Regions from separate parts of the Homo sapiens genome. Here regions 2 and 3 are each linked to region 1. A link is a contact called in ENCODE Hi-C data. All regions are on one chromosome and are shown on one strand. The core of a region is the stretch at or near the end of the contact, and the rest is flanking DNA. Distances in the headings are between cores, read along the strand shown.

The links. Hi-C counts contacts between places; a loop is a spot of excess contacts on that map. Pooled maps may share reads with other maps.
Region 2: a map with no recorded cell type shows a loop between it and region 1 (9-fold over the local background). The contact joins two enhancer-like sites. A Hi-C loop is called at or near these places in 2 of 37 single-sample maps with no recorded cell type and 3 of 50 pooled maps.
Region 3: a map with no recorded cell type shows a loop between it and region 1 (22-fold over the local background). The contact joins two enhancer-like sites. A Hi-C loop is called at or near these places in 2 of 37 single-sample maps with no recorded cell type and 4 of 50 pooled maps.

The regions. Positions count from the first base shown.
Region 1 is chr6:132,493,547-132,497,730 of GRCh38, reverse strand. The region is part of intron 2 of STX7 (syntaxin 7); the gene reads left to right. Among named protein-coding and RNA genes, the nearest start is that of STX7, 17 kb to the left of the region's middle. Within about 2 kb of position 1,975, at least 3 of the 41 ENCODE cell types and tissues checked have a DNase peak (open chromatin) inside an H3K27ac peak, as active enhancers do.
Region 2 is chr6:137,101,092-137,105,275 of GRCh38, reverse strand. No RefSeq gene overlaps it. Among named protein-coding and RNA genes, the nearest start is that of IL20RA, 58 kb to the right of the region's middle. Within about 2 kb of position 2,160, at least 5 of the 41 ENCODE cell types and tissues checked have a DNase peak (open chromatin) inside an H3K27ac peak, as active enhancers do.
Region 3 is chr6:136,762,118-136,766,301 of GRCh38, reverse strand. The region is part of intron 1 of MAP3K5 (mitogen-activated protein kinase kinase kinase 5); the gene reads left to right. It overlaps LOC124901410 (a long non-coding RNA gene), which reads right to left. Exons shown (of 2, transcript XR_007059786.1): 1 at 4,057-4,184; 2 at 2,263-2,461. Among named protein-coding and RNA genes, the nearest start is that of MAP3K5-AS2, 20 kb to the left of the region's middle. RefSeq lists enhancers at 1,523-1,572, 2,243-2,352, 2,633-2,682. Within about 2 kb of position 1,766, at least 7 of the 41 ENCODE cell types and tissues checked have a DNase peak (open chromatin) inside an H3K27ac peak, as active enhancers do.

The DNA of each region.
Region 1 (4,184 bases), core at 726-3,225:
ATATAGGTAAACCAGAGTAGGCATTTTCACAAGGGCCATTCATCCTTGCCCAAACACAAACAACATAGAAAAATGTCTTGAGAACACACAGAGAAACTCATGTTTTTAAAAGCAGCAGAATCAATATATCAAAATACATCACATAAGTAAACACAGGCTTGCTTTTTCAGACTTTTTAAAAATGGAAGTATAATGTATACATTGAGTACTAGACAAATTATTTGTGTATAGCTGAATGAATTTTCTATTGTATTACCACAAATGTCAAGAAATAGAACATTCCTTAGTCCCCTAAAACCTTCTTGTGCTTACACCCCTTCATGCCCTTCGGAGATAACCAGTGTCCTGACTTTGTTAACATCATTGATTAATTTTCCTTTTTTTAATCTAATAGAATCAATAATCAAATAGAATTATTTTATGTTGGGCTTCTTTCATTATGTTTGTGGGATTCATCCATGCAGCTGCAGGTCATTTGTTTTCGTTACTGTATAGTATTCCATATTTAAACATACTACAATTTATTTATTCTTTCTACTGGTTGTAGTGTTTCCAGTTTTTGATTTTGTTTTTATTTTTTGCTAGGATGAACAATGCTTCCCAGAACATTCTTATATGTTCTTTTGGTGCATGTATGTGAAGGAATTGGGTTACTGGCTCATAGGATATGTTTATGTTCAGCTTTTGTGGATAACAGCTAAACAGTGTCCTAAAGTGGTTGTACCAGATATGAGTACAGCCAGTGTATCAGAGTTTGTGCTGCTCAAAGTCCTTGTCAACATTTGATGTTTACAGCTTTTTATTCATTTTAGTCATAGGTTTCTCATGATTTACTTTGCAATTCTCTGATTAGAATCAGAGTTTTTAGAGTGTAGCTGAGCTAAAGAAATCAATGAGATAATCGGAAACATTTCTAATCAAGCAAGCTGTATGTGATTGCATGTACATTTCCTGAAATCAGATCCAAATAGCGGTGTGACCTTGAGTAAGCTCTCGAACCTTCCAAGACATGGTTTTCTCATGTGTATTTTCTGTGGGCTAGGTTATGGTCTCTTCAAACTTTAACAGGCAATAATTCTAACCAAAGTTTTTTAAGAGTCCCGAAACTCTTCTAACAGGTACAAGATTATTCTATGTTTTGTTAAGAGGCTGATTGCCATATCTGAATCCATAATGCATGCTCATAAAATCCCATAATTGAAGAAGCCATCACACTCAAGACTAGCTAGAGTTCCACCAAGGCTTATGTATTATTTTTAAGTGTTAGGAGATGGGAAAGCTGGGGCACAGAGGTTTGTATCCTGTCAGAATTAACAAAATTTTGTATTGAAGGAAATTGGTGAATAGAAATGAGAATAGCTATGAAACACAGTCCTTGAGATAAAAATTTCCCTAACTCCTAAATAACATAGTAAGCCTTTCCACTAGTGCTAATGTGAATTCTCGCATTTGAGTATTTTTTTTTAAAATAATAACCTGAAAGAGGAAGATGTAGTGTGGCTAAAGTTGGAAAGTGAATAAAACAGATATATTGGAAACATAAAATCTACTCATCAGAATTTATGAGTATAGAAGTTTCTGCTAAAATATGCATCATGTATCACATGGGCTTGTGGATGTGTGTTTTTTCCAGAAAATTTGGAAAGACAGAACCTTCTAGGGGCACATAAAGTATGAACGTAAGCTTTTAAGTGCTAAGAGAAGGTGACTGAAAAATATTTTTGTTGAATCTTCACTTGTTTCATTTTTAATCATCTCTCCTACAGATTAAAGGTATTAGTTCAGCATAGACTTTAGTTTAAAATCGAAACAGATGTTTTTGGTTTCTCTGTGTTATAATTAGCTTCCTATGCTGCAAGTATACTTTTCAAAATTGTTTATTAAGAATTGGTGCATGGCTCCTGTCCCCATAAGGTTCTTTGAGATGAAATTAAAAGTCTATGTAAAAGTGTGAGCCCTTTTGTTACTTTTAGAATGATCACAGTTCTTTTAATTAGTTAGGGTCTGGTGAAGGGGACACTTGTTTTTGCATTTTAACACATGACTGCACAAAAGGGAAGCTAATATTATCACTTTTTTTTTTGGTGCCAGGGCAAATATTTTTTTAAAAAAGGAGCTCCAGTCCTGAGAAATTAATGAATTTACTGGAACCATATATTTACTCAGGAATTAAGAATGTTTCCTTTTTTTCTGGGGTAATCTGTTGGTGGGATGGGAAGGCAGTTTATTAAAGGAAAAAGAGTTGAAAAATTGTTGCTTCCCTCCTCCTAAAATGCTGTTTGAAATATTTATGTCTAAGATTGCACATCTGAAAATGTGGTTGGATGGTTTTTTCCCCCACTTAGAGGAGAAAAACTTCAGTAGTTTTTATTTCATTGTGATTTTCTTCATGCCTAAGGTGCTAACATAAAACAGAGATAGATGTGAAAGTTGCTATCTTGTCCAAGGAAATTTTAACAGAGTGTGACAACTTTTCTTCTCTTCAGTGACTTTTCCTTTATGACTGAACATGGTGTTTATGGCCGGATATGAGTGAATTCTTTGTTTTATGAACTAAATCTTTAAGATGTGGCTCCAAGATGCTTCAAGGAGCTTTATCCCTCACTCTCCTATCTGTGAACCATACATATGCTTCTGCCCTGAACATGAACTTTCTTACCCTTGGTTCCAACCCCAAACCATAGTAATGGGTGTCTTCACTCCCTCTGTTTAATCTAAGTGTAAATCTTAGTGGTTCTACCGGTCAGATCTGTCTGTGTCTCTCCATCTCTGCCATTACCACATATGCTCAAGCTGCTGCTATTTCTTTGGATGACTGCAGTCTCCAAATTGTTCTCCTCACTTCCATTCCTGCCTCTTTCCGTCTTCTCCAAATAGTTGCCAAGGTAAACCTGTAAAACTGTAAATCAGATCATGTCATCCTATAGCTTGAAAGGCAACAGTTAAATTCTGTGGCTTTTATAATCAGATATAAATCCCCACCATGCCCCACAATATCCTCAAGATCTGATCCCTGCCCCCACTTGTCAACTACCACTCTCTCCCATGGTGCTGCTCTGCTGCTCCACATTCCACCAGGTAGATCTTCTTTCTGCTTAGTGAACAGTCAGCTCATCCTCACCTCAGGGCCTTTGCACTTGCTCCTCTTCTGCTTCAGACATCTTCCCAGATCTACATGTAACTGGTTTCTTTCTGGCATTCAGGTCTTAGGGCCCAAAGCTCACTTGTTTAGCAATGTCTTCCCTGCCTTATCATTTTGCTTCCTCCAGTCATTCTTTTTCTCATTAACCTGTTTTGTTTTTATATTGCCTTTTATCAGTAAATTAAAGTACTATTATTGTTTACTTATTTTTTTACTTTCCTACTAAAACCTTGGCCCCCAGAGATAAAGGGCTCATGTCTTGGCTACAGAAGTATTTACACATAATTTTATTCGTTCATTTTTTAATGAAATTGAGATCACACTATACAGGTTTTTTGGTGCTTACTTTTTTTTTCTCTTGTTATTGGTTGCTTACTTTTTTATGTGGTTATGCCATTAAATGATTTTAATTAATCCTTCATTAACAGACATTTTATCCTAAGTGTATATGTTTAAAAACCTGAGAACCTAACCATTTGTGGTGCCTCCACAAATGAATCCTCTGAGTTCTCTGTAGATAAAGTGTCATGGTGACCATGTGATAAAAATCCTCATGTGTATGTTTTGATACTACATTTATTTAAGAATTTCTATAATAATGACTAGTTATTTTCCAACATGATCTATGCTCAGTAATTGTATGACAGGGTAGTTTCTCTTTGATTACACATATTCATGGTTAGTTGTGTAGTGGCTACTCAACTGCCCTGTGAGGCTGTCCCTCTGTACATTTTGGTTGATTTGGTGCTGAAGTAGGAATCGAACAGTATAAGTTAAGCTTGGCATTTAGTTTTGGTTTCCTGTAGTGATTTTGGCAATTATGGTCCTCATCTCTTTGATCCCTTTTTGTTGTTTTCACCAATTACTGAACAATGTTTTTATTAAACAGTGTATTAGTCCATTCTCACATTGCTAATAAAGACATACCTGAGACTGGGTAGCTTATAAAGAAAAAGAGGTGTAATGGATCACATTTCCACATGGCTGGGGAGGCCTCACAATCATGGCGGAAGACGAAGGAAAAGCATGGGGACTTCTTACA
Region 2 (4,184 bases), core at 911-3,410, 4.6 Mb before region 1:
CCCCCTCCAAGATGTTCACGGGCTGCTTCCTGCCATTGACTGACGGGACACTCAGGCCTGCAGCAGCCAAGTCAGCCTCAGTGAGAGGAGGCCTATTCTTCTGAGCCATGTGGGACCCCTGACCTTACTGCACAGACATTTGCTCACGAGCACATTGAGAAAATGCCAGAGTGTGAAACTGAGTAGGTCACATGTCCACAGAACAGGTCACCTTGTCCATTGATCCTTGACATCCTGCAGTTTTATTTGTGCTGTAAGGTTGGATCCAGTCTTGCTATGCTCCTCCTGCTTCATGGTTTAATGGTCCAGAGAAGACCCATTCATGATGAGAAGTATGGGCCACATGGTCACAGGGCACCCCAGGGTCAGGCTTTTAGCCTCCCTCAGAGACCACTAATAAGCCAACAGATGTTTTCCAGAATGAGACTAGTTATTTCCTGAAGAGGGTAGGATTTTAGTCCAAAACCCTGGAAGCCATGGCCGTGTGTCTACTGTCAGGGTTTGCCACCAACTTCCTGCTTGGTCTCCTCTCTAGTGTTACCTCTTCCATCTAACTTTCATATTACAGCCAGAGTGATGTTTCTAAAACTGAAATCTGGCCCTGGCTAAAATCTGATCATTAATTTGTACATCTTTAATAAGCATCAATTATGTGCCTGTTCTAGGTCTCGAGAATTCAGCAGGGACAAAGTAGAGGGCCCTTGTTTTATCCTTTGAATCTGTAAAAGAAGCTAACCTCATAATGTGACATGAGGGGCACTAGCCCTGCAATGGCGGCAAAATTTCACCATTAGACTTTCATTCTTTGAACAAAGCTGTTTATCTTATTCTAAAATGCAAATGTGCTTGAGCACAGTAAAGCTTTGTCATTCATGGTCATAAACAATTTTGGGTAAATTTATTTATATGATGAGTTCCAATATGACAACCCAAGCTTATCTAGATGAGTTTTGTGGCATCCTTGATAGGGGCTTTTATAGACAGGAAAAATTACTAAGGGGATACTGTGATTTTCTTAAATTAATACTTTATTTATTAAAATTACAAATTTAAATTCCTCATTATTCCTTGAATTTTTAAGTCCAACTCATAAACCTTATTACTTTGTTTATGAATCTGGCAACTTTTAACCATCACTTTTAAGTGGCCTTTTATACTTTAATTGAATTAGTTTAAATATTTAAAAACTTGATTTTTTTTACCCTTTTTGAATACTTCAATTGTGCAACAAAAAAGTTCAAGAACTGTAAGATATCTAAGCCTTTACCCTACCTGGAAACTAACTAATTGACTTGTCAGTGTTTCTTAGATGCTGGCAGAAGACATGAGACTCTTGGATCAGAGACAAAGGGCTTTAATACTCACAGCAATAGCTTTAACCAGAGTGTCATTCTTTTGCATCAGTCCACTTTTTGTTAGGTCTGGAATAGGACCCAAATACAATGTGATGAATAAATTTAATGTGGTACCCTAAATGGGATCCAGGTACAGAAAAGAAAAAAAAGGACATTAAGTAAAAACTAAATAAAGCATGGACTTTAGTTAACAATAATGTATCAATTAATTTAGTTCATTATTTATGACAAATGTACTATACTAATATAAGATTTTAACAATAGGGGAAACCAGGCGTGGGGTATATATATGAGAACTCTCTGTACTATCTTCATAATTATTTTGAAAATTTGAAAATATTCTTAGTTTTTTTAAGTTGAGCAAGTGAAAAATATTAGATAAAACGACAATACATATTGTACTTGAATTTAGAAACATTGTGAAAATTATAGCCAAATGACTGAAGTTTGGGAACACTGGTTTTGAGAATAACAGGGATGGCTGAACTATGCTGAACCCTTGATCCTTCCCACCAGTGTGACAGGAAGATGTGTGATTACACCACAGTACTATCTACCCACAGCTTACAATTTCAGATGGTTATTCCACAGCACTAAGTAGAAGACTCTTTCATGAACCATCCTGAGAATGGGCAGGCACTAACCACCAAAAGCAGAGCTGAAACTTCTCTGAGAGTGAGACATGTCTTTCTTTAGAGGAACTGGGGCTTCTTGGTGGCTGGGTTCTCAGGGGATTTCTTAGTGGAGAGTTACTATAAACATCTAAGCTCTGGTTTACCACAAAGGTTTGGCCCTTCAGACACCTGGTGTCTTTTAGCAGCACCCTCAGCAAACATGAGTCCTTGTCTACAGATAAGACCTCAGGCTCAGAGAATAGGGATTGGAAGCTGAGGATCACACCACTGATGGCCCATTCTCAGGAGCCCTCTACCATCTCTCTTCTCACCCTGTTCACAATCACCTAGGGATTGTAGCACTTGTCCCCCTCCCCAACTTCAACACCCAAGGTCCCAAAGTGATAGACAGAGTGCCAACATTCCTTATCTGTAAAATAGAGGATAACAGGAGAGAGATGGTCTACATCAGCAAGTCTGGAGTTTTAGCCTATGCAATAATTGTCTGGAAGGCTTGTGAAAACACAGGGAACTGGGCCCCACCTCCAGAGTTCCTTTTTCATAGAGTCAGTAATTTGCATTTCTAACAAATCCCAGGTGACACTGATGCTCTGGTTGGGAGCTGCACTTTGAGAACCACTGGTTTAAATGATCTCAGGGGCATCTTTCAACTTTCATAGTCATTAAATCCATGTGTCTCAGACTCATGTGATCATGAGACTCACCCAGAGTCTTGGTTAAATGCACAGATCAGCAGGCCCCACCCCAAACTTTCTGACTCAGAATTACAAGATGAGCAGCCCAGGTGATTCTTATGATCAGAGGAATTTGGGAATCTTTATAATACCAAAAGCCAGCGCACCATCAGTGAATACGGTCTTTGAGCAGGACATGGTGAGAAATTGAGGGCATTCAAACATGGCACACAGGCCCAGGAGAAATGAGTAAAGCTGAAGGAGGGGGTGAGAAGGGATCAACAGGGTCAAAGTTTTGCCCTGACCCTTGCCCATGGCACGCATAGCACTGCAAAAATCATCTCAACCACTGGACATGAGCCTTTGCTACTCCACTGTCCATTAGATGGGGAGGGAAGGAGGCTCAAGGGGATACAAATGGCCAAGGTGATGCTGGGTCAAAGGGCAACTTCAGAAGGTCATAAATGTAACATTCATTGAGTGTTTTGGCCTTAAATTCATTTATATGATGAGTTCTAATATGACAGCAGCCTAAGCTTGTCTATGAGTTTTATGGCATCCTTGACAGTCGCATTTGTACACAAACAGGTCAACCCACGAGCATGGTGTACTGGGAGGGCTGGAAGGGCTAGAATGGCAGTGCCCATCAAAATACAGCTCAAAGACCCCAGTCATTTTCCCAACAGAAAACAATACCCAATTAAGCTGGAAGCAAGAAAGGGCATAGTGTCTGTAGTTAAGGGGTTGCTTGCCCGTGGACTTCTGAAATCCTGTAATTCTCCCTGTAATACCCTCATTTTGACCATTTTGAAGCCTTTGGGGGAATACCATATGGTACAGGAGCTCAGGGCAATGAATGAGGTCGTGATCCCAGCCCACCCATTAGTGGCAGATCCACGTACTCTTCTGACTCGAGTGCCGGGGAATGCAAAATGGTTTTAAGGTTTTTTGGTCAGATGCCTCCTGGGTTGGACTACATACAAGAAGGTCATCTACATGTTGGAGTATACTCCCACTTTCTAATTGAAAATTCCTCAGATCCCTTTCTAGGGCTCAGGCAAAAAAAAAAAAAAAAAGGAGCTGTCCCAAAAGCCCTGAGGGAGTAATTTCCAAGTGTATTGTTTTGTTTTTCTCTGCCATTCAAAAGGAAAAAGGTATTGAGACTCCAGGCTCAGCGGGCTTAAGTGGTGTGACCAATGTCAGAGGCTATAATAGTTGCAGAATAAGGACTAAAACCTCTTCTAATCCCTAGACCAATGAGTTTCTTCCAGAGAGTGTTATTTGAAGGTAACGTCATCCATTTCGTTAAACTATTTTACCTATGAGTCCCAGAAAATGAAATTCCGTCATTAAGATATTCATTCCTTTGAGCCTTTTAACATCAGTGTCAGATGTCTCTTTTAAGATAAAAATATTTTAAGCCTCTATCAACTAATACATCAATGTGGTTAAACAAAGATGTAGCAGAAAGCTGGGCCTAATGTAGTAGTTAATGAGAGGCATGCCACCACCATAACCCC
Region 3 (4,184 bases), core at 517-3,016, 4.3 Mb before region 1:
TCTTTACGGAGTTATTGCTTGGCCTTGTTCTGAAAGATAAACTAGAGCTGCAATTCAGAAGTTTATTCCATAGAACAGTTGGTGCAGATTTGTAGGCTTAGTGTTTATACACTCAGTCTCCAACTTCTCCCCAGGGTGGGAAGTGGAAGTTGGCTTGGGTTCTGGCTTTACCTGCAGCTTCCATGGTTTTATGCTGTACCAGATAGATTCTTGCACACCTCATGACCTGTGGTGCAGCTGGGATGGCTCTTTGGGAGTTGGGACAATTTCTTGGAATATGTATAATCCAAGCAAGTCCACAAATTATGTTCCTAGTGCAGGAATGGAAACTGTATATTTTATGACAAAATTTAGACTGTGGATCTGGGAGACCTGTGGTGTTTAATCTTGGCTCTGCCACTTACTATTTCTGTGTTCTTGCTTCTCTAAGCCTTAGTTTTCTCATCTATAAGGTGGAGATAAAAGCAGTTACTGCCGGGCAAAGTGGCTCACACCTGTAATCCCAGCACTTTGGGAGGTGGAGGCGGGCAGATCACCTGAGGTCAGGAGTTCGAGACCAGCCTGGTCAACATGGTGAAACCCTGTCTCTACTAAAAATACAAAAAAAAAAAAAAAAAAAAAATTAGCCAGGCATGGTGGTGGGCACTTGTAATCCCAGCTACTTGGGAGGCTGAGGCAGGAGATTTGCTTGAACCCAAGAGGTGGAGGTTGCAGTGAGCCGAGATGGCGCCACTGTATTCCAGCCTGGGCGACAGAGCGAGACTCTGTCTCAAAAAAATAAAAAAATAAAAAAAGATAAAAATAAACAAATAAAAAATAAATACATAAATAAGTTAAATTAGCTGCTCACGGTGGTGTTTGCCTGTAGTTCCAGTTACTCAGGAGGTGGAGGTGGGAGGATGTCCTGAGTGTAGGAGTTTGAGGTTAAAGTGAGCTGTGTTTGCACACTGCATACCAAGCAGGGTAACAGAGTAAGACCCCAAAGACCTCTAAAGAAAACAGTTTCTGCTTTATAAGTATAGGCTTATTGAGAAAGTTAAATGAGATCATGCACGTAAGGAATTATGCACAGCGCTTGGCAGGTCATAGATTGCTGGAAGAAAAAGGACTTCAGAGTTTGTATAACCCATCATCTTATCTGATGCATGAATCTACCAAGAGGCTTTTAGATGTGCTTTTATTATGTTTCTGTACTGTCTTATACATTTGATTGGGGGAATCTAATGATGACTTCCTAATTTTTGTTAGGATACTGTATAAAAAGTTCTCCATTGCCGCACATTGGTGGCTACATGATAGAAGAGCATGATCCTGAAAACACACATGGTAATACTGATCCCCAAAGCAGATACATGTTCAGAGAGCTGAGAATTGACCCCGCAGAGTCACTTGTCCCAGCTTCTGAGATGCAGTGAGACAAACACATCAATTAGGGCCAGGAAGTGTGCCTTGAGTTTCAGTTCTGCCTCTTACATAATCTCTCTGCCATGAGAAAGCTGATGTCTTAGCATAGTTTTGAGCATTAACTGAGAAAATATATATTAAAGAAGCAGGCCTATAGTGGGTGCTTTGCTAAAATTTATATATTCACAGTGTGGACTTGTGATTTTGAGAGGTCTGCGTTTCATTTTTCTGTTGCGGCATAACCACAAAAAAGTGTAGTGGCTTCAAACAACAACCTGTTATTATCTCTCACAATTTAGTGGGTTGAGTGGGTTCAGCTGTGTGACTCTTCTGTTTCACATAAACTTGGTTGGGTCTGAAGCCATCTGGGGGTTTGACAAAGCTGGAACATCCAATAAGGTTCATTCCCATGACTGGAAGGTGGTGTGGGCTGTTGGGCCTCAGTTCTTTTCCATGTGGCCTCTCCACATGACCCGGTTGGACTTCTCTCATGGTATCTGTGTTCTGAGAGGGAGCATTCTATGAGTGAATGTTCCAAGAAGAAGGACATGGAAGCTATCAGTCTGTTAGGTTTTGATCTCGAAATTCTCAGAACATTATTTTTGTCTGCATCCTATTGGTAAAAGCAGTTACAGCACCAACTCAGTCTCAAGGGAAGGGGGGTAACTGAATGGGAGAAGGGGCATATGCATGCACAGGGGTAAGGACTTGATGGGGGCCATCTTTGGAAACATCTACCATGGTCTGAACATTCTTGCATATGTCATCTGGGTGTGCACATGTACAGGTGGCTGGCTGATCAGCAGGGCAGTAGCTTAGTCCATTTTCTGTTGCTTAAACAGGATTTCTGAAACTGAGTAATTTATGAGAAATGAAATTTATTTTGTACTGTTCTGGAGGTGGAGAAGTCCAAGGTCAAGGGGGCGCATCTGGTGAGAGCTTCCTTGTTGGTGGGTACTCTCTGCAGAGTCTCAAGGTGGTGCAGAGTATCACATGGCAAGGAGGCTAGCTTAGGTCTCATTTCCTCTTTAGTCACCAGTCCCACTCCTGCGATAACCTGTTAATGGATTAATCCATTCATGAGAGCAGAGCCATCATGACCCAGTCACCTCCTAGAGGCCCCACCTCTCAATACGCCCATATTGGAGATTAAATTTCACCATGACACTTGGAGGGGACAACTGTTCAAACCACAGCAGTAGCTCTGTGCCTGTTTTGCATCCATCAGATAGCCAAGTCATAGAGGGAAACTGAGGCCTTGAGAACAGTCATCAGATTTTGAAAAAGTAGCAATTGAAATTCAAAATAGAAGGTACCTGAATAGATTCAGCAAGAATAAGCTTTGCGTGAAAACTTTTTTTTCCCTCTGTAAATTTTCAGTTTCTATAGATAGGGTGGGTAGAAAACACACTGTCAGAATACTGCACCTGAGACTTTTTGCTAACCAGTCAGAAGAGCATATGCTTGTAAACTGACCTGTTTCCCCACATCTTTGGGCATATTGAGATTAAATGGTTGAACAGAGACAAGACAGCTAAAGATCTACCCTGCTGATGTTTGAAGTAGAGAAGGCAATGAACAATCTTGTAAAAATCCTGTTTACTCATCCAAGACTTCATCTTAGATGACTAGTTATGCAGGAAAACAGAGATGGTTACCTTTTAAAAAGATACACCAGGAGTTTGAGACCAGCCTGGGCAACATAGTGATGCCCCGTCTCTACAAAAAAATGAAAAAATTAGCTGGGCATGGTGGCGTGCACCTGTGGTCCCAGCTATTTGAGAGGCTGAGGTGGGAGGACGGCTTGAGCCTGGGAGGTGGAGGTTGCAGTGATCTGTGCCACTGCACTCCAGCCTGGGTGACTGAGTGAGAGCCTGTCTCAAAATAAATGAATAAGTAAATAATATAAAGTAAATAAAAGATACATAATGCTAACATGCATCCGGTATGTATTATTTCATTGCAGCCTTGGAAATAGGCAGCATTTGCCATTTTTATTCTCTAGCTGTGAAGAGGGCAAGGCAATGAAGGGGTGGATTCACAGAGAGTACAAGGGTAGCAATGGTGCTAGAAACCTCCAGGAGACTGGGAGGAGGAAGGGGGAGAGGACTTTCCCCAGGGGCAATGCAGACATTGGCATGTGGTTTGTGGACTGCTTTAATTCACCTGCAACCTGCCTGTCCCTAGAGGAGCTTGCAGCAAGCATTATAGTTTCCAGATAAAGACAGAGGACAGGAAGTGTACTTTCCCTGGTATAATTTCCCTCGGTGCTTTACCCTGTTTAATTCCACTTGGCTTTAGAAACTCAACTAGGAGTTTATTTTTCTTTTTATACTTTTCTTGAACTAAGCTCTCTTCCCCCCTTACCCTCACACACTCACTGTCTTATTTCTGATGCTGCCCATTGCTGAACCAGTTGAGGCACATGAGCCACCCTCTCTCCCTAATCTTTGTCCATGGAACACCTGAGGGTCATGTGCAAGCATGGGCAGACAGCTCTTGGCTGTGTATCCTATCAAATGTACTGTCTATATTTGGAAAAAGCATGGATTCCTCTACTTGGTGAACAAAACATTTACAGCTTTAACCGTACAAAGTCAGGAGCTCTGTTTTCTGTGTGCTCATTCCCATACCCTCTCCCTTCCCATTTACCTCTCTGTCTCTTCTCTTCTCTTCTCTTTCTTCCCATTTTTCCCTGGCTGGGCATCAGGATAGACTTCCCTTTCTTATTTTTGTCACTTACTCCAGACTGACAGTGTTGTTCTCTGCTAAAATTAGAA